Regions from separate parts of the Mus musculus genome. Here region 1 is linked to region 2. A link is a loop called in an ENCODE intact Hi-C map of the cell type or tissue named here. Cell type or tissue: heart. All regions are shown on one strand. Links, peaks and the distances in the headings refer to the core of each region. The heading gives the core; the rest is flanking DNA.

Evidence for each region. Hi-C counts contacts between places; a loop is a spot of excess contacts. Peaks named below come from ENCODE experiments on the same cell type or tissue, not always from the same donor. Only the 100,000 strongest peaks of a DNase experiment are listed, where the experiment ranks them.
Region 1: a loop joins it to region 2, with 3 times the contacts of the local background. A loop is called at or near these places in 6 of 42 quality-filtered maps.

The regions. Positions count from the first base shown.
Region 1 is chr12:10,217,085-10,228,148 of GRCm38, reverse strand. No RefSeq gene overlaps it. Among named protein-coding and RNA genes, the nearest start is that of Gm46324, 140 kb to the right of the region's middle. In heart, for the core only: CTCF peaks have their summits at 4,094 and 5,087; no DNase peak of the experiment used is centred there.
Region 2 is chr12:9,259,875-9,270,938 of GRCm38, reverse strand. No RefSeq gene overlaps it. Among named protein-coding and RNA genes, the nearest start is that of Gm46323, 110 kb to the left of the region's middle. In heart, for the core only: no CTCF peak of the experiment used is centred there; no DNase peak of the experiment used is centred there.

The sequences.
Region 1 (11,064 bases), core at 1,081-9,080, 960 kb before region 2:
GATAAGGCAAAAATCCATGGAGAGGTGTAACCATACAAGTTCTAAGGATACATGTTTTCTAAAAGAAAACTTGAGACTCCTGTCTCTTGGATATTGTTGGATTCTCAAAAGCTATTCCTAGTGGGCCTTAGGTATGGGAGCATACCCAATAGCTTGAGCAGAGAATTAGAGAACCTCTTCTGCCCGAAAAAGTAAGGCTTATTGGAGTTTGATATTCAATGTGAACACCATTTCCTGAATAATTTCTATAATTACAATCAAAGCTTTCAGACCTGTAACCACCAGAGTCTTGGAGATGGCAATATTTATATCACATGGGCAACTCTTCAGGCTTCTCTGAAGTCATTCTACTTCCTCTGCTGCCAGTCCCATTTCTGTTTTATGACCCGATACTTTATCTTAATTAAAATATCATATAAATGGAATCATCATTCATTGTATGTCTCTTTGAATATGGCTCCTTTCATCGAGTCAAGGCATTTTTGATGCACCCATGCTACTACGCACATCAGTTACTCATTTTATTTTATTTGTGACTACTATTCCATTGTAAGGGAATCGGCCTGTTTGTTTATCCCTTCACCAGACAAGAGTGTTTGGGGTATTTCCAGTTTGGGGGCAAAAATAAATAAAGCTGAAATAAACGTTTCCACCCAGGTTTTTATGTGGACATGTATTTTTATTTCTCTTAGGTAAATACCTAGCAGGGGTATGGCAAGGCAAATGCTAAGTGGGTGTTTAGCATCTTAAGAAGTTGACGAATTTAATGCCAAAGTGGCACAGCTGCACTTCAATTCTCACTGCTCATTGCTTTCATGATGTGCTAAGGGATTTTTTAAAGGTCATAATGGCCGATCCTTCTACAGCTTCAAGTTTTACAATTTACCCAGTACTCAGTATCTATTATTTCATGTCATTCTGAAAGTATCCAGGTAGGTAAGATGCCAACTTTAGAGTTAAGGAGTCTGGATGAGGATCTTTTAAGCTCTTTTAGCATTTTTTTAAGCTCTTCCAGGCATCAGTTGTGTTATCTAAATAATGATACTCTTGAGGCCATAAGGAAGAATACAATGATTGAAAGTTTGAATTTTAATGTCAGTCTTGTGTTAGAATACGAAATAGCCACTTAATCTCTGTGACAGCAGGCAAGTATTTCCCCTCCCTGAACTTGATTAAATGGGTATATGCAGAGGACATAACAGACTGTTCCCTGCAGGGTGGGTGCATCATAAAACCTATATTTGTTGACATTGACAGTATCATTGCTGTGGAGAAAGTGTGCCTGAAAGCACTCTGCAAATTGCCAAGTATGGTGTGAAGTAAAGCATCTAGCAGATGTTAAAATTAGGAATCTTCATACAGAGGGATATTCGCAGCCATGCCATTACCCATGTATCTCAATTTTCAGTCTAGGGAGTTCATTTGGCTCATGATATGGCCTCTGGAAAGTCTTCTAGGGCCCTAAAATATTATTGAGGAAAACCGTTGTGCCGGCTGGTTTTGTGTGTCAACTTGACACAGGCTGGAGTTATCACAGAGAAAGGAGCTTCAGTTGGGGAAATGCCTCCAGGAGATCCAGCTGTAAGGCATTTTCTCAATTAGTAATCAAGGAGGGAGGTCCCCTTGTGGGTGGTGCCAACTCAGGGCTGGTAGTCTTGGGTTCTATAAGAGAGCAGGCTGAGCAAACCATTGGAAGCAGACAAGCCAGTAAAGAACATCCCTCCATGGCCTCTGCATCAGCGCCTGCTCCCTGATCTGCTTGAGTTCCAATCCTGACTTCTTTCAGTGATGAACAGCAATGTGGAAATGTAAGCTGAATAAACCCTTTCCTCCCCAACTGCTTCTTGCTCGTGATGTTTGTGCAGGAATAGAAACCCTGACTAAGATAACCATAGAGGTGGATCTGCATTAAAAGCTCTCCCTGCTCTTCCAAGGATCAAAGTTTGTTTCCCAGAACTCATGTCCCACAGCTATCTCTAATTTCACCTTGAGGGAATCTATGCCTTTGGCTTCCTTGGGCACTTGTACACATGTGCCCACACACATGTCTCTACACACAATGCAAAACAATATGAATAAATCTTTAAAGTATTTTCCATGTAAATAGAACTTGCAGAGATGGGATTTTTATGAAACTGGATTTACACACACACACACACACACACACACACTACACACATGTTATGTACTTTTTACTAAAGTGGCTTTAATGTGTTTTGTTATCAGCTGCAGCTTGAATTTGTCTGGCTTCTTGTCACATAATTAATTGAAATAACGATGAGCTGTGATTCTGAATCATCTCTGACTTTTTCTATATTTCCATCTTCTTTCTTCCACAGAGAGAAGCTGGGCTTCCAGTTATGCCGGTCCACCAATCCAGTAAATCATCCACTGGTTTCTATAACACATAAATGTGTTTCAGTATGGTAGGCTTTAGTCTCTATTTATATACCCACTTATTTTTGAAAAGTAAAAAGATTATTTTCTGTTCTATTTCTTCTAGACTGATGTTAATTGTCCATAATACTATGCTCTGTATTTATTTATGTTAATTACAACTCCTACTTATAGCACTTGGAACACTGGGAAGAGGATGTGGAAAGACAGTAAGATCCAGAGGACCAGAGTTCTGCCATTACAGTGTGTCCTAGATTGCTGCCTAAATAAGACCTGAACAATGACCATTGTTAGATATGCTAACACAGAAAAAAGGGACAACCACATGCATGGAGTTCCTGCTGGAGAAAAAGAACTAATGGCAACTAATGACTGAAGAGAGAGAGAATTAGCCTTTTCCAGGGAGGAGTCTCTTAGTTGTATATGCAGCACAAAGTGGCTAGCCTTGGAATAATATAAACACAAACAAGAAAAACAGGCAGGCAGGGTACAGCTATATTTATACATTTATGCACATCCCTGTTTAGCAATAATAATCAAAGAAACAGAGGCCATCACCTTGATAGGGAGATGGGGCAGGGCATGAAAGGAGTTAAGGGAGGAAAAGGAGGGAGAAAAGAATATAATTCTATTTTAATTAAAAATATACTAAATAAGATGAAGAAATTATATATTTATATCAGTATTATTTTATTCATTTTAAATGAAGTTGGATTTTCTTCTTTCCATTATTCTGAGGTTGTCCTCATCATCTTTGTAATTTTATCTTCACATTTATAGATGCTTCGAACCCTCTAAATCCAAACTAAAAAATTATATATTATATTAATTCTTCATTTAGTTTACTTCAATTCATCTCTTCTTTCTTATGCCCAAAAAAACATGTTCAAGTGTATCTTATTTCCTTATTATCTTACCTTATCTAATAGCATGGCACATTGTTTTCCACTATTGTTTCACAAGACCCTCTACCTTGTTTTTGCAATGCGTTTTAGTCGTTCCATACTGTGAATATACAGAGAAAGAAGTTTCATTCAAATCCTTTGATTTTTCTGGGGCTTAGTGTAGAACTGTGTCCTGTAAGTATTGTTAGATGTTTGAATGAAGAAAATAGACAGTAATGATATTTAACTGAGTATATACTAATCAGTACTATACTGCACAATAGTGCCTGCTTACAGCCTTCAGGCTGAAGTTGGCACCCCTCTGTCTTGCATACAATCTCAGGTGCATTTTGCCCACACAAATCTTTTATAGATGCCACTCTGAATAAAGGAACCCCTAATCTAACATACCTCTGTGAACCCGTGAGAATTCTAAATTTCATTTTAGTTGTCCAGCAGTTGATTTTATGCTTTGCCAATGTTTAAACACATAATTAAAGGCCTCTGATTTATCAAGATTCCTGTCATTAGCTTGTGTCACAATACTCTGAAAAGACCATTTCTATGATAGCATTTGATACAATTTTAGACTATATTGCAACCATGAGCATACTTTCAGTCAGTCTGAGAGTTTGAGTTCCGGAGTCCTGGGATTCCTGCTTTCCTCCAGCTACAGGTTAAAGATGGTTTTGAATGAAGTTCTTCAATGTTCTGAATCTTGACTCATTTTACTTTTCTGACAAAGATTCGATGTGGGCTAACATCTCTTAGTCATACATTGTAAAAGAGCAATTTTTATTCTGTGTCAAATTCGTCACTGACAGGAAGGGGGCACCATTGAACAGCTTGTGGAGTTTCTCTATCTCGGTGTAGAAAGGGGCTGGATTATTCCAGCTGAAACTGGAATCCTCAAACTATTTGATACACCAAGGTCTTCATTTACTCTAAATTTGAAATTTGAACTGAGGATGAAGCTAAGAATCCTTCTTTGTATCTCTTTGTAAATCCATGCATAGTGCTAATTATTATTCTTATAAATCCCATATGAGATTCCGAAAGCTTAGAATGGTGGTAATGAAGAACAGTAATGGTTGATGACTACTTGTCTTCTTGAAGTTTATCAGTGTACAAACAAAATGAGTATGTGTATGTGCAGATAAGAGGGTGTGCATATTTGTGTGTGTGTGTGTGTGTGTGTGTGTGTAGGTGTTTGCATATGTATGTGCATGTATACACTGTAAGATCTGAGAGAAGTAAGGCTTTTCTTTAAATAAGCAATAGCAACACTGATACAGTTATTTTCTCTGTGTTTCCATCATTAGGTGTTTTGTACTAAGGCTGTGTTTGCATATCAGAAGACACTAGTGCCTCACAGCACCCATAGCTCAGGGAACATTAGTCCATGGACTTTGAGAGCTGAGTAACGTTAATGTCCAAGTGGATTTAGTGTAAGCCTTCCAAAGCTCTCTGACCCAACTTCCTCAGGTATGGAATTTGATCTCATTTTCCTGAACAGTCTGAGCCTAGTGCCACAATATAGAAAGGGAGTTTGTTATTGTCAGAGAGAATGTCAAGATACTCTGTAGTCCATTTATAGAAATAAGACTTGGGAGGTGTATAAATCTCTAGCCAAAATGAGAGAAGGGGGAGCCGTTTGCTTTTAACCACAGTTCACATGAGAATGGAATTTCCAAACAAACTTTTATCTCTCAAAACTCATTGTTGGTGATAGTTCTAAAAATGAATGGATAAGGCAGCTGGGGAATCTATCCCTTTAGATTCTTCAAAGTGTTTTCTCACCACTGCTTAAAGGGCATTTCCTAAGGAACCAGGAGGAGGCAGCTGTGTGTTATCCACTCAGAGTGTCACTCGGCTTTCTCTAGGGCTTCCCTATCAGTCTGCCTTTCTAAAAGCTCCAATTTTCTCCCTGTGACAATACACCACGGTCAGGGGCGGGGTGGGGGGGGCATGAAGGAAGCCTGAGGGGACAGATTTGATATATCTGTGGAGGAAAATCATCTTAATGTACTGTATAGAAAAACTTCCAAAAGCCAAAGAGAAATGCTTTTTCTCTCAGTGAACTTACCTTCTGGGTGATGCCATGAGCATTGGTACATATTTTGTCTTCTGCATAGTTATAATGAAGTGCCAGGAAGAAAATGTTCAGCATTACAGATCACATGGGCCAGCTTACAGGGCTATATGACTTTGAAAGTCTTTCTTCATCTGTCTCTTTTCTGTCTAGTCTCTTACTCTAGAAATTTATTTTTCCTAACCAATATGGTTTATGTTGCCACTTCTCATAATAAGAAATAGCATTAAAAATGTGTTTTGGATGTGATTTTTTTTCCTCTTCATGTATAAGTCCTTTTTTTTTTTTTTGGTGAGGTCAGAGATTTGTAACAAAATGTAAATGTATAGCTTACAAAGAACTGCTTATCTCTCACTTGATTGAATCTGCTTATCTTGAAATAGTTTTCAGCACTTTCAAGGAATTTGACTCGGTTTATTTTAGAATAACTTGTAGATTTTTTTCACACCCTGAAATGAATTATTTGTCTTCATTTTTCTTCCTATTTAAAACATTATACTAGCAGTCAAAGAAAGAATGTATATGAAAAAAGAAAGAACCAGATTCCTTTTGCTTTAATTTAGATATTGGCAGGCAAATATGATAGTTTTGAAATATTTATAAATATAAGATACGAATTTCCTTCAGGAATCTAAAAATCCTGGTTATTTTTACATACTAAGAAGACTTATGACTCAATAAACCGCATGCTGACACGTAACTAAATAAGTAAATAACTAGAGTGAAGGCCAACTGCTGTTTAACAGCTTCCCCTGTTAGGTATACACTTTCAAACAAGCATGAAATGTAGGTCTCTGGACATCACTTAAAAGAACCACAAATAAACAGTGTGTGATCCCATGCTCCCATTCCTCCTGGACAGCCAGTGAGCATGGCTTGGAGTTGGGGGAGTTGCTGTTCTTCTGCCCAGGGTGCTCTAAACACAAACATGTCTGTCCACAGGCTCAGGGTCATGCTGCTGTTGACAGATACAGGGAGCTCAAGAAAGTGAGGAGGCCAGAAGTCTGTGGCCCAGGGACCATTGCCTTACCTAACCTTTTATTTAGCAAGGAATCATTCTCCAGACTCTTATACTTCAACTTCAACAGTGTGACCAAGTTACCATAGGAGACTGGAGTCAAATTGGCCAATTGTTGGGAATAGCTCTTTTTTTTCTACCTATAAGATGTAAGTTAAGCTCTGGTTCCACTGTTTTGGATCAAACTAATGCTGAAATAATAGGACACTTGTCCAGAACATATTTCCTTTGTATTAAACAAACAGACAAACAAATGAATGAACAAAAGCTCTGAAAATAGGACATGGTCTTGACAAGAAGGGGATCTGTGGGAGGGGCAAGCATAAGAAGGGATAATAGGAATTATGTTAAAAAAATTTCAGGAAGCTAACTTGCACCTGAAAGAGCTTTACCATAATGACTAAACAGTCCCAAAAGTATGAAACTAAATAAAATACAGCAAAACACAGAAAAAGAATAATCAAGAAAACAGAAATGCTTTCTTTCTAAACATTATTCAGATTCTTTTTTTTTCAACATACAAGGAAATGGGCAGATGCCTGCATTCAGAATAAAGCTTGATGGGTAACCATGGACTACTGGTCTACCTTGATAGAATTAGCTGTGTTTCTTGAGCAAATCACCGTAAAAGTAAAAAACTTAAAAACAGTGCCATATATCTCCTGATATTGGATTGACAGAGTGTCACTTCTGCTACTGTGTACAGCAGGTCTATTAGGCAAAGTGAGGCACTGCTAAAAATCTACGATTCTTTCTGCTTCATCTTTTGCCCCAGACTCCTTCAGAGATAAAAATCCCAGGAAAGAAAGTCAAGAAAACCACTCTTGTAATATATAATGTTGCCAAGCCTCCACTTACTATTTTTATTGATCATCAATGGCTAATGTAAAACATCACCAAACTGAAAACTGGGTAGAAGAGACTGCACGTGGAAATCTGGAAAAGTATTCGCAGCTGAGTTTGTTACAGGAACAGTAGCACATGGCTACACTGCCAGAATTTTCTACAATGTTATTGTCCTTAAACACATTAAAAGAATTTCTGTGAAGAAAATATTTCCCGAGAACAGAATAGTGAGTATATAAGTGTCTCATAGGAGAGAAAATGACAATTTTCAAGTAGACGTGATCAAATGTTCTTTTTTTGAGAAATAGCCTCAATTCCACAGGGAAATTTTTTTAATGACTAGCCTGCCTTGTTGTTAAGAAAAAAAAGTCTGTTTTATCCATTTCAATTATACTTTGAAGAACTTTAAGTGGAGGTGTTTCTGGATCAAATGCTGCCTTGTTGATATCATCCATCCAGTCTCATAGTGGTTGGGTAGGATGGTCACTATTAGTATTTATCCAAGATGAAGAGACTGAAGTTCCTTAGCAATAATGCTTGATCACAGTGCTAGAGAGATGAGAGGAGAAATAGCTACTCTAAATCAGACCACACATGATTCACCTATGAGTTACAGAATCCCCATATAGATAGCTATATAATGCAAAGTTAATTATAGCCATGAGATATACTGCAGAAAAAAATATGACATGCCACCTAAATTGTCTTTTCTGGGTTTAAGTTTTAGGATGTATCTTCTAGGTTAGTGTGGATGTATCAGCAAGACTCAATTCAGTGAACATCCCCCAAATAGTCTTTTGATTGAATGATCAGATGCAAATAAGGGATTTTAAGGGATGAGTTTCCAATGAAACACTTTTTAGGGACTGGGAAGGAGGTGAAAAAAAGTTTTTCCAATGTTTTATGAACTGAAAAAAATACATAAATAATGAGATATTTTTGTTCATTAAAAAATTATAGTAGTTATGTATGAAATCCACACAAAAATAACTGCCTTTATAGTCAAAGAAGGGTACTTTTTTAGCCTATGACTCCCCTCCTGGAGAAGAGTTAGCCTCTTGCTGTGGAGATAAATTATTTGTATAGAGCAATGGTAGTGAGTGAAGAGGAGCTAGGAAAAAGAAGGCAAGTGGGGAGATAGTTATATGTGAACTACTCCACATATCACCTCTGAGTATTACAGGCACAGCCTATCTCTTGCTTTGGAACTGAATGTTGCTCTGAGTAGCATCATGATGAGTACTGCACTGTCGAGCTAGTGTTTAAGAAAGGGTTGTGCATATGCACACATAAAGGTGCATGTGTGTGTTAAGTATTAAAGAAAGGTTGACTCTATAAATACATCCATGACTGGTTCCAGAAAAAGGGACACAGAGAAACTGTAGGAAGAAATTTACAAAATCAGTCAATTCACTGTCATTGATCTGTTAATATAAATGAACTGAGTGGCCTCTATGATTTAAAATTGTGTTATTAAAAGCCAGGGCTGCCGTTTACTTTGAGTTGTCTATTTAAAACTAATCTTTTCTCTCCTTACTAGTGTGTTGAGTTAATAAATTAGAAATTTTCTGAAGCTAGTTACTATAGAAAGTTTTAAAATCTAAAAATGCCAGAAAACTTAATTGCATTGGTTGCTAAGTTAAGAATATATATATATGTCTTTCAAAGCTTTTCCCCCCTCTTTTTTTTCTTCAGAGCTTTTGATCATAAAATGCTGCATTAAATACATCTGAATGAAATTCTTATGCATCAGAGTCCATATTGGAAATCATGGTAACCAGTAGTGACTCAGTATATTTTGACAACTGTAAGGAAATTCCTTAGACTTAATAACTTACACATATAAATTATTTTTTCATGGGTCTGGAGGCTACAATCTTCAAGATCAAAGAACTAGCAAGTGTAGTGTCGTGAAGCCTGGCTTTCTGTTTCATTGATGGTGCCTCCTGCTGCACCTTGTAGGAAATGAAGGTCCCTGCACCCTCGCACGAGGGAAGGAGCAAAAGGAACCAACACATTCTCTCAAACCCCTTTATAAGGAAATTAAGCTTGCGTATAAAGTCCTCCGTCCCTAGTAATACTTTACTGAAGTTAAGTTCTAACTTGAAGTTGGAGAAATATAAGGATTCAAACCATAGAAGCGACCTCATTAAAATGATTAAGTAGTGATGTGAGAAAGGATGATAAACATCCTCTGAGACTGGTTTCCATGATTTCAGGCTTCATGTTAAATCATCAGAAAATAGCAGCCCCACAGAACAGGGGTGATCGATTCTAAAATAATAGGGCACTTGATTAAATCAAGATAGCAAGAGGAAGCCAGGACAGGCTTTGGAAGTTTATTAATGGAGAAGGCTAAGAAGGTGATGGAAAATAATTTTTTACACTCCTCACATTTCTGACTTGTGTAGGCTATTATAGTTCATTTTCAGGCTGGACAAAACTACTCTTAGCTTATTCCATTTTCTAAGCACCTAGCTGAGGAACTCCTTTTATCCTGCTATACAATGTCCTTTATCAGAACCCTCTAGCTCTGGTCTCTCAGAGGCAATGTAATAAGGCTAGAGTTTGGCTCTAGTACATGGACAGAGGTCTTCCTGGATTCCAGTGTTGTCTTTTTTTTTTTTCCATTTTTTATTAGGTATTTAGCTCATTTACATTTCCAATGCTATACCAAAAGTCCCCCATATCCACCCACCCCCACTCCCCTGCCCACCCACTCCCCCTTTTTGGCCCTGGTGTTCCCCTGTACTGGGGCATATAAAGTTTGCAAGTCCAATGGGCCTCTCTTTCCAGTGATGGCCGACTAGGCCATCTTTTGATATATATGCAGCTAGAGTCAAGAGCTCAGTGTTGTCTTTATTGGCTGTGTTAGTGTGAGCAGCATACTTATTTTCTCCTTTCTCGTGTTTCTTCCTCTCAGAGACATGTATGTAGTAAAAATCAATTCTCAGTTCCTAATTATTATAAAAATCAAACAGGGAGATGTATATATGCTTAGCCCGTAAAAATACACAATGTTATCAGCCATTCTCAGTTCAGACTTCAACTTCATAATATAATTTTGATTGATTGATTGATTTCCTTCTTATAGTTAAACTGATATATACATAGGGTTTGAAGAGTCATTGGCTCTGCAGAATTACCTATGAAGCATAGCAGAATTCTGTCCCTTCTGTGTGTTGTTCCCACTCTTTCCTCTGCCCATAGGACATCATTTCTTCTAAATTGTTCTTTTGGTACTTAAACCTCACCTCTAAATCAGAGCTTCTCAATCAGTAAGCAGAAAATAGATTTCAGGTGTGAGGGAGATATTGATCCTCTTGCCCTTGGGGTGGTCAGGTGGAACCTGGGGTGGCATGAGCCCCTGTGTAGTTGCCTCCAATCTCAATCAGACTTTTCCACTTATTCCGGTGTGCCTTATAAATATTTATGTATGTGTGCCATGTCTTGAACAAAGTTGGGAAGAATTGCTAAATATAGTGCTACTTACAGATGTTTCAGTTTAGGCATTATGTTTTTACTTCATACACATGCCTGCAAAACACACACGCACGCACGCACGCACGCACGCACGCACGCACAGAGAGAGAGAGAAAGAGAGAGAGACAGAGACAGAGAGACAGATATAGAATTCTTGTTTCTCTCTGCCTATATACTTATTATAGTTCTACATACAATATTTTCTATATTCAGAATAGATCACTCCTAAACAGTATATTAAATTGTAGTTCTTTTTCTGAAGATATTTTTCTGAACATTTCTTTTGATTTTCAGTTTAGTTCTTTGTGTACTTATCACTAATTCAGCCCGAATTCTTCACCAAT
Region 2 (11,064 bases), core at 967-8,966:
TCCACAAGTGTTAGCCAGCCAGCTGCAGCAGCCCTGGAGTCACCCTGAGACTACTCTTGTTCTGTGGGTCATTGGATGTGGAAGCCATTCCTTGCTTGATTAAATTCTGTTGAATATAATCTATTCTGTTTTTAACAGAAAATGCACTAGCCTTTACTTCCTGAACACTTCAATTCCCTTCTTATTCTACTTCAGTGTATCATTGCTTGCATGGTGTCATGATGAAACGACGACACAAACAGCCTACAACAGAGGAAGGACTATTTGGCTCTCCATCTCAGAAGCATCCATGGTGACGGGGAAGGAATGGCAGAACAGCTCATGTCACACCATGGCAGACAAAGAAATAGAGAACTGGACAGGAAGTAGCCAGAGATAATAATCCTCAGATGACCTGTCTCTGTCAAGGGCAACTTCCTAATTTTTTTATATGTCTCAAAATAACATCATCACCACTCAAAACATGAGCCAGTGGAGAACATAATCAATGTACAACAGCTATGGAGAAAGTCTTTAGACATTGGGATAGCTCTTCGGGGAGAGAGAATAGAGCACTTGGGATAGGATTCCAAGGAGGACAGTCTAGGAGTACACACAGTGGGGATTGTAAGGACTTCCTGGTTTAAGGTAATTGGTCATTCAAGGTGTGCAGATATGTCATCAAACATAACAAATGTATCAGAGAGTTTTAGTGTCTGTTGAGTGCTCATTACAAGTTTCACACATCATGAATCAGGCTTTGTACTCACCATCTGGTTTAATCCTCCAGCCTCATGTTCAAGGAAGCTACTGTTTTTCCCATCTCCATGATAGAAGTAAGGCTTTAAACTGTCAAATGAGTTGTCACTAGTCTAATGTAACCTAGTTTTGTCTGGTTTCAGATGCACATTGAAATGATGTAAGAGTCCCCTGGTCCTTGGCTCTTGGGAAACATCATTCTCTGTGAACCTAGAATTGCTGGGTGGGATGGCCTTCCAAGATAGGATCACCTTGAGCAAAGGAGTTAGCCATCAGATGGCTCCAGCTTGATGTATGCAGATCAAGGCTCTGGATGGTATGTGAGGCTAACCTGACCTTGGTTTTGTCCTATGTATATCATTTGCATCTTATCATCCAACTTTCTTGTGCCAGGTTCTTCAAACGCCACACAAGGTGACTTGAAAAGCTGGGAACAGAGGGCATAGAACACATGTTGATATGCTGACCTTCTGCCTCTGAAATTAGCTAGTAGTTGGGTTAGATGAACAACTGCCCTATCTCACACATTCAACTGTATTTTCATATTTACAGATTCCAAAGGAGAAAGCTGCATGTCACCCTCCATTGGCTACCCTAGGGTTTTGCAAGTGAACGAACACATTTTCCTAAGTACAAAAACCCTTCCTGAAGACTTACTGAAACCAGGCAGCTCAACACACTTGTCAGGAATGAATCCATGGCCTGTGAGTGACCTTTTCCTTCCCAGTGTAAGAATTACCCCTCTATATAACACTTTATTTCTGATAGAAGAGGAAAACATGACAGAATAAAATGAGAAAGCTATAACCAGGATTGGTTAGATGTGAAGCAGAGTGGGAAGAGAGGATCTGGTCAGTAAGCAATGTGTTTTCCTGTCCCGGTTTGGGTTGGACACAGGCTGCGTGACTTCTTCAGGTCCCTTTTCAGTCCTCATCTGTAAAATGAGCTGCTGTAGCACTCCAGCTTGGGGCTAGACCTCCAGCCTGCAGATTCCACAGAAGATAATTCCCACTATGACATTTGTACACCAGCCCAGTGAGATTCCTAGGCAATGCAGAGGCTGCCTGATTTGCCCCAGAGGAAGCATCATGGTTTTGATCAAAAGAACCTAAAAACAAAATGCTTTAACCTAAGCAATTTGAAGCAGATGGAAGCTCAGCCTCTCTGGAGGGCAACCCAAGTCTAGCACAGTAGGCAGTTTCTATGCCATAATGTTTACAACCTATAATGTTTTCATTGTACCTGGCCTTGTTTCTTTCTTCTGAAGTAAAAGGTTAATATCGGCTTCCTGTTAAACTCTGAATAGTGAGTGGCCTGTGATACAGTACAGCAGATAAAGGTGGGTGCTTCAAAGCTGAGAGACCCTGACACCCACATGATGGAAAGAGAAAATCAACTCTCATACGATATCTTTGTACATATGTGAATTATACATGTGGCCCCACGCATGCACACACACACACACACACACACACACACACACAGAGAGAGAGAGAGAGAGAGAGAGAGAGAGAGAGAGAGAGAGAGAGAGAGAGAGAAAGAGAAAGAGAGAGAGAATATTTTTTTTAAATCTGAGTCATGGTGATAGTATGTAATTCCTTACAGTGGTAAGAAGTAATTCCTTCTCAATTTGTTCCTCTATTTTAATGTCATTAAATTTCAGATGATTAACTGTGTTAAATATGTATTAAAATGCCTTAGTTTGTTTAGGCTACTACCACATATCAAGAGAATTATTATAAATAGCTAAGTACTACATCATACATCTGATTGTTTCTTCATGCTCTTGAAGACAGTGGTGCCTAAGACTAAGGTGTCAGCAGGTTTAGCATCTGCGGAGATCCCTCCATTTGGAGTCATACATGATGCCTTCTAGCATCCTTGGATGGTTGAAGGGACAAAGCAACTCTCTGGGTCTTCAGTAAAAGATTACTAATGGCTCAGACTGTGTATCAGACCCAACTACTTCCCAAAGATCCTTTCTCCTAGAACCCACGCACAAGGATTAGATTTTAAAACATGGATTTTGAAGGAACACAATCAGACTATAATAAAGGGATTGAAAATAATATAAGTGGGACTTGAACACATACCTCTAAGACTTTCCACAGTTTGCCATTTTTAGGAAAGCAATTGGATTAATTGTGACTGAAGGGCAGGAACCATTAGCCCTATGGTTAGTCATCTCTCAGTTACTAATTCATGTAGGATTTGGTTTTTGTTTTTGTTTTGTTTTGTTTGCCTCTGCAGAGGCAAGCACACCTGGAAGCTGATAGGTGTCTCAGCATGTTTTTATTCTTCCATCACAGATAGTAAATAAATAGTAATATATTTATTTGTCTATATAAAAATGAAATGTTGAACTCATTATTTTAAAAGTTCCATTTTCTCTTAATGGATCTCTTTAAGATTTATCCACTTACAATTTATTTTATCTGTTCAATGATGCACTAGAAGTAGTTGATTCCACATTGTTTCTATTATAAGTATTGCTATTGTATACATACTTGTTAGTGTGGTCTTGCATCCATGCAGAGCACTCCCTTTGGTGCAAGAACCTGGAAACACTTGTACCAAGAAACAAGTCTGCCAGCAGTAGATAATTTCCTCTTAGTCTATATATTTGCATGTGCATTGCTTTATAGATTGCCTTTTCTGGGACTTCCTCCTATTCAATTTTACATGGACTACATGATCTTGATACCTGCAATCACTCTTCCTTGATATTTAAGAACCATCATAAAGATTTTCTGTGGTTCTCCTAAAAGTAATATATGTTTACTGTAGAAGATTGGGGGAAAGTTGGAAGAACACACATCAGTATATCCTTCGACAATTCTGAGAATTATTAGCATCCTTGCAGGGAAATCGCCCGCCAGGGAAACACTATTTAAAGCCCCGCTGATTTAGTGTGCTCCGTGATGAGCATGGCTAAGCTTAGGAGAAAGACTGATCCATATTTGAAACAAATCTCTACTCCCAGCTCAGTGAGCTACCATACTGATGCTCTATGTCCTTTGTTTCCTCACCTATAAGATAAGGACAACCCAGTTTATATCAAATTCACATGTTGGGCCCATAGCTGACAAAATCTTTTTGAAAAGAGTTTGGGTAGGAGGCCGAAGGGGGAGCTCAAGCAAGCAGTTAAGAGCACTTGCTACTCCTGCCTAGGACCTGGGTTTATTTCCCAGCACCCATATCCAGTTGCTTACAGCTGTTTGTGACTCCAGTTCTGAGAGATATTACACCCTCTTCTGGTCTCCAAGGGCACCTGCATGCATATGGACATACATACACATATAAGATGAAAACTACAAGAAATCGTTTTTAAAACTGGAAAACAAAAAGTGTCCCATGTGCTGTCTGTATTGTTATAGAGCAATGTGCTAAGACGCTTAGGGCAAGGGATGAGGGCAAAATAAGAATAGAATGTAGTCATGCTCACTAGCCCAAGTTCAAAGGAAAGGCAGAATCTTAGCATAGACACATGCATGGAGTCTGTAGAGCTACCACTAACTCACTAACTGTAACCATCTTATGGGGTGTTCTGATGGTCATTGGACTTCCATTTCCAACAATGTATGACCCAGAATCTAAAGGGAAGTGAAAACTAGTTGGAGAACACGAGGCAGTGGCTGACCTCATCCTCAGCATGTCACACTCAGAAGACCTAATTAGCAAAGAGAAAAGCAATAGATGTTTCTGGTATTATATAATTTCATTGTCTTTTTGCCTGGTATCAGTTTTCACCACCCACGGCCATGGTGTCACCTCATAAAGAACTTATTGTTACGCACAAAATAACAAGGGCATGCTCAGAACATTGCAAAAAGCATAACTCCACATTCTTTGTCTCCTTGCAACTGAAATCCTCAGGTCAACAGGCAACTGCATTCACAAAATATGCCATGCTTCAAACGAACATGGCTTGTGTTGAGATGGCCTTTGCCTAAAGAAAGACTATTTTTAGGAAGCTTGGCAAAGAACCCTACGTTTCCAGCCTCAAGCATGTACTGCCAAAAAGCTAATTCCACCAATTTTTTCTTACCAAAAGGGGATAAAAAAATAAAAAAATAATGGAAACAGCCTTCCTATGGCTAGCCTCCTTAAGCCTTGGAGCTTGCCACTCCAAAATGACAAAAGTAACTTCACACCTGAATGGTTGCATTTGGGACTGAAGCGACATGTCGTATGACTAAAATGTCCTGCCTTTCCATGCCTTGGAAGAAGCATGAACACTTTTTTAAAAGTGCAAATCCAATTAGAGAAGGGCCAAGGTTGTGTTCAAGAACTCCAAGGCTATAGACTGGAAATAAAGAATTTCCTTCTTGTTCCCTGCAGCAGTAAAAATGCTTTTAAATAGAAAATGGTAATCCTTATATGTACACTTTACAGCTGTGCAAGTCCAAATATCACTTTCTAATAAAGACTAAGATTCTAATAAAAACAGATGTCGATCCAGGATCCTGCTAAGCAGGGACAGTAGGATAAGAGCCCAATGTGTTTATCTGAGACTCTAGGTGATGATTTTATCCCTAAGAACAACTATTTTTCTATATAATTAGACCTGCATTGCTTTTTTATATAGACTACTAATTTTATGTTTGCCTCTAATCTCTAGCAGTTATTGGAATTGGAGCCTCAGACCAGCAGCCTCAGTATTTCCTTACACCTTGCTAGATATGACTTAGAGTCAGACTCTAATCGGAGTGTCTAGATGCTATCTGGGAACTGCAGATGGCTTGAAATAATTGAGAACTCTTCCTCTACACTGATAGTAGCAGAAGTCAGCAAAGTCCTCCCATCTTATCCTCCTACGTTTCCTTAGTCCTCTCTCTCTCTCTCTCTCTCTCTCTCTCTCTCTCTCTCTCTCTCTCTCTCTCTCTCTCTCTCTCTCTCTCTTTCTCTCTCTCTCTCTCCTGCAATGATTCATCATATTATTGAGCAACATAGACTCACAGAAAGATTTCTCTCCCTTGGTCCCCATTAGCTAATCACATTATCCTCGGGTTTCCTTGCATGGCTCTAGGTTTGCATTTGATGGTGGTGCCTTGTAAACTATCTATTCCACTAGCCAATAGGCTGTTTAGAACATATCATCATTCATACCTCCTGTCATCAGCTATGTATTCAGCACCAAGTTCAGAGATGGGATTATATTGTCCCCCCTTCTAAGTAGGATTGAAGCATTCATACTTGGGCTTCTTGTGATCTGTGAGTTGTAGCATGGGTATTCTCTGCATTTAGACTAATATCCACTTATTGGTGAGTACATGCCATGCATGTCCTTTAGGGTCTGGGTTACCTCACTCAGGATGATATTTTCTAGTTCCATCCATGACTTCAAATCCATGACGCCCTTGTTTTGACTAGCTGAATAGTACTCCATTGTCTAAATAGTACTCCATCATTTTCTGTATCCATTCTTCCCTTGTGGGACATTTGGTATGTTTCCAGCTTCTGACTATCACAGATAAGGCTGCTATGAGCATAGTGGAGCATGTGTCCTTGTGATATGGTGGAGCATCTTTTGGGTATATTCCCAGGAACAGTTTATCTGGGCCTTCAGGTAGAATGATTTGCAATTTTCTGAGGAACTTCCATATTCATTTCCAGAGTGCTTGTACCAGATTGCAATCCCACTAGCAATGGAGGAGTGTTCCTCTTTCTCCATATCCTCACCAACAAATGCTATCACTTGAGGTTTTTTATCTTAGCCATTCTAATTGGTATAAGGTAGAATCTTAGGGTTATTTTGATTTGCATTTCTCTGATGACTAAAGATGTTGAACATTTCTTTAAGTGCTTCTCAGCCATTGAGATCCTCAGTTGGGAATTCTCTGTTTATCTCTGTAGCCCATATTTTGATTGGGTTATTTGGTTTTCTGGAATTTAACTTCTTGAGTTCATTGTATATTTTCGATATTAGCTCTCTATCAGATGTAGGGTTAGTGAAGATCTTTTCCCAATCTGTAGATTGGTGTTTCATTCTATTGAGAGTATCCTTTGTCTTATAGAAGATTTTTAGTTTCATAAGGTCCCAACTTGTCAATTGTTGATCTTAGAACCTGAACCATTGGTGTTCTGTTCAGAAAAGTTTTCCCTGTGCCAATGCATTCTAGGAGAAACCTGGGTGGGTGAGGGAAGAGGGTAGGGGGAAAGATCTGGCAGGAGGAAAGCCCAGAGGGCCAGGAGAATTAATAAAAATATTCAACAATGAGGCATGAGGGCAGGAGGAACCTCTAGAAAAGTCCCAAAGATATGGGATGTGAGAGGCTCCTAGGACTCAAGGGGAATGACCTTAGCTAAAATGTCAAACGGTGGGGAGATGGAACCTGAAGAGACCACCTCCAGTAGATAGACATGGCCCCCAGAGGAGGCATGGGGCCACCCACCCAGCTCAAAAATTTTGACCCAGAATTGTTAGAGGAAATGCAGGGACAAAAATGGAGCAGAGACTGAAGGAAAGGCCATCCAGTGACTGACCCAACTTGGGATCTGTCCCATGGGCAGGCACCAAACCCTGACACTATTACTGACACCATGTTGCGGTTGCAGACAAGAGTCTAATCTAGCATGACTGTCCTCTGAGAGGCTCTACCAGCAGCTGACTGAGACAGGTGCAGATACTTACAGTCAACCATTGAACTGAGTTTGGGGACTCGTATGGAAGAGTTAGGGGAAGGGTTGAAGGAGCCAAAGGGGATTACAACACCATACGAAGTATCAACTAACCCAGACCTCTCAGAGTTCCCAGAGACTTAGCCATCAACCAAAGAGCATACATCAGCTGGTGTGTGGCCTCAGGCACACATGAAGCAGAGGACTGCATTGTCTGGCTTCAGTGAAAGAGGATGTGTCCAATCCTGTAGAAACTTGATGACCTAGAGAAGGTTGATGCTGGCAGAGAGCTGAGGTTGGGAGGGGGAAGCACCCTCTCAGAAGCAAAGTGGGAAGGGGGAGGAACTCAAAGAGGGGGGACTAGAAAGGGGGGAGCAACATTTGGAATATAAATAAATAAAATAATGTTATTAAATGGAGATGGTGTTCATAGCTGAGATAGAGCGGCTGTTTCATTGCTTTGAAAGCTCATCAAAGAGAGGTGGGAGGAAAGGAAGGGAGGAAGGAGAGTGGGGAAGAGAAGAAGATGGAGAAGGAGGAGGAGGTGGAGGAGGTGGAGGAGGAGGAGGAAGAGGAAGACTAGGAGGAGGAGAGTAGTGATACAACCTGCTGTAATAGTGACTGATCATGGTAGCTTGCTCTTCTGTGGGTCTCATAGCTGTTACTATAGCTGCAGCGACTTCATGTGTAAGAGGGCCACGTCATATCCAGTAGACAGTGTTTCACAACTCTCCTCCCCAACCTCTGGCTCTCATATTATTATTTCTAGCCCCTCTTACATTATGCTTCCTGAACCTTGGAGGGAGGTAATATAGGTGTCGTATTTAGAGCTGAGCACTCAGCCTGTCACTTATCCTTGGTGCTTTGGCCAGCTCTGAGTCTCTGCATTACTGTTGTCCACTCAGAGAACGTTTTCTGACTAAGGTTTAGCGCAGCACTGATCCACAGGCATAAATCTGGACGTCTAGAAGGCTGCTGGGTAAAAGTCCAGTCAGTGAAACAGCAGTAGCAAGTCCCTTCCCATCCATCATCCCCAGGGTCACTGTGATCAGAGTATATTATATGAAAAAAATCAATAAAAATACATACTAAAAATTCATATTTGCCAAAGTATTCCATGTGCAGACAGTTCTTTAGAGAAACAGATATGAATAACTTATTTTGCAGGAGTGGTAACAAGGATCCAAGCTTCACATTTTGTCAAAGTACCTTGAAGAAAAGCAGAAATTAACCTTTCAATCTTGTTTCCGATTTCTACCATGAAAAGCAGTCCTTTGAAAATAATGATTTACTTTTTCAAAGCATCTGGGCTCTGTTTCTTTAAATTTCAGGGGCTAAGCTGAATATCTCACCATTAATATTTTAAGAGTCGCTGACACCTAATGGAAGATTTTGAAAGAACAAGCAATTCCTAGGAAAGTGGGATAGCAGTGGACAGTCCCTTTCTGGGAAGATGTCATACCCCCTCTTACCCAGAAGACCCATCCTGCAAACTGCTGCCACCTACGGATCCAGCAGGGGTTCCAGAGAGCTAGAAGTGCTGTGACCTCGTATGGTGATGGTGACACAACTGACCCGGGACACTGTCCGGGTGTCACTTTTCCACCTCACATTGTTTTCCTAGTTGCTCAGAGGTGTCCCTCTCAGGCCTGTTTGCCATGGTACCCTTGAATAGCCTATTAGTAACGGCTGGCTCCAGAGGCCTTCCTTATGCTGCAGGCTTTGTGTCAGCACTAGGAACCAGTGTGGCGCCTACCATGGCCAAGTGGCCCTCCAGGACCCCACTGGGAAATCCTAGAGTTTTATGGGGTTCACTGCAGTTTTTGTGTAAACAATATAACGTTTTATGATGGGAAACCTATTCCTTTGCTTTTTATGGAAAAGCATTGATTAAGGCTTTCTTAATGTTTGAAATGTAAAGAAGTGTGAAAAACTAATGCTGTTTCAGAAACGGTCTGAGGAAAAAGATCATGTAGTGTCTACAAGCTTAATGACCTTTCTCATAAAATTATGTGGGGGATTTGAGATAAGCAAGCAATAAAAATGTTCCATTGCCTCTGGTTCTCCCAGCTGTGGATTAAATGTTTTATAAAGATAGCCCATTGCTGTCCCCATTCATTTGGTCCAAGAGAATTTAAAATAATTCCAAAAGGAATGTCAATAAATTCATATCTTACATTTTTAATTAAAATAGTTGAAGTAGCAAACTTTCTTTAAAAGCTATTTTGAATTGAGAAGGCTGATTCTGCCCAAATTGCCTTCATGAAAAAACAAACTGCACTGGTGAATACAGGTTCTCATAATTTGTGGGAACCAATAGGATAAACACCACCAGAAGGACTCTCTAATGTAAACTGGAGACTTTGAACAACATGCATATCAGGGTAGATTCAACAGCTGTAGCCGATATGCCATGTGCTGATGCTGATGGCAGGAGAGGGCAAGTGTTTTGAGACAGGATGCATGGGAACTTCTGTAGATCCTGTTCGCCTCTGCTACAAAAATAAAACTTCCCCTAAAATGCTTTCAAATGCAGAACCTAAATTTAAAAGTGTGTGTGCACATATATATGTAAATATGAGTGTATTATGCACATATGTGAATATGTGTATATTGTTTATGTATATATTAGGGGGTATAGTGTGTTGTGTGTATCTATATATGTTCACGTTCACATGTGTGCATATGTGTACATGTGTGTATACGTGTGTTGTATGTATATATGTGCATGTGCATATATGTGTATATTATGCATATGTGTTTATATGCACGCAGGTGTATGTGTGTATTGCATGTATATGTATCTGCCTTACCACTTGTACATATATATGTATTATATGCATGTATTTGTATGTAGTTATGTGTATATGTGCATTGTGTGTATATGTGTGCATATGTTTGTATTATGAATTGGGTATATGTGCATGTATGTATGTGTGTGTGTTCGTGTATCTATTCTGTGTATATATGTGTGCAGCTACATGTGTGTATATATATATTGCATGTATATATATATATGTATATATATATATAGTGTGCATGTGTGTATGCATTTATATATTGTATATATGTATGTATGTATGTGCACATCTCCATGTGTGTATGTGCATATTGGGTGTTGTGTATCTGTGTATGTGTATTGTGTATATGGGAATGGTTGTATATTAGATGATTCAAGTTTAAACATCTTTCTATTTCACCCTTTTATAATACATTGCAAACTTTTCTAACATAACTACTTTTGGTGCTAGCCATGGTGCCTTTCATCCTTGCTCAGGTACTAGGAACTCATTTTTCCAAAAGTCCCATAGATAGAACTAGAAGCCAAGAAGAGTGGCCTGTCTGAGCTGCCTGTGAGGCATAACCTAGAAGAGAGGCTGGTGTCAGATTGATATCAGGGTTCCATAGTGCGTTGAACTTTTTTTTTTTAGAAAATTGAGGTTGACAAAAACAAGATGTTACCCAAACCCTAGTCTTTGATTCTTGGGCCTGAAATAAAGAAGACCAAGTGAGTGGCTTCATAAAACAAGATGTGACCATTATCTAACTCACCAGCTTTTGCCCTCTGCTTTACATAAGAGATCACAGAAGTCAGAAAGTCAAAGGAATTGCTGGGATTTCTAAAGCAGCCCTTGACCAAGGCACGGAAACATGTTAGGGCAAAATGCTCCTGCCTGCCCTACTTTGGCAGTAACGCCATGCCAA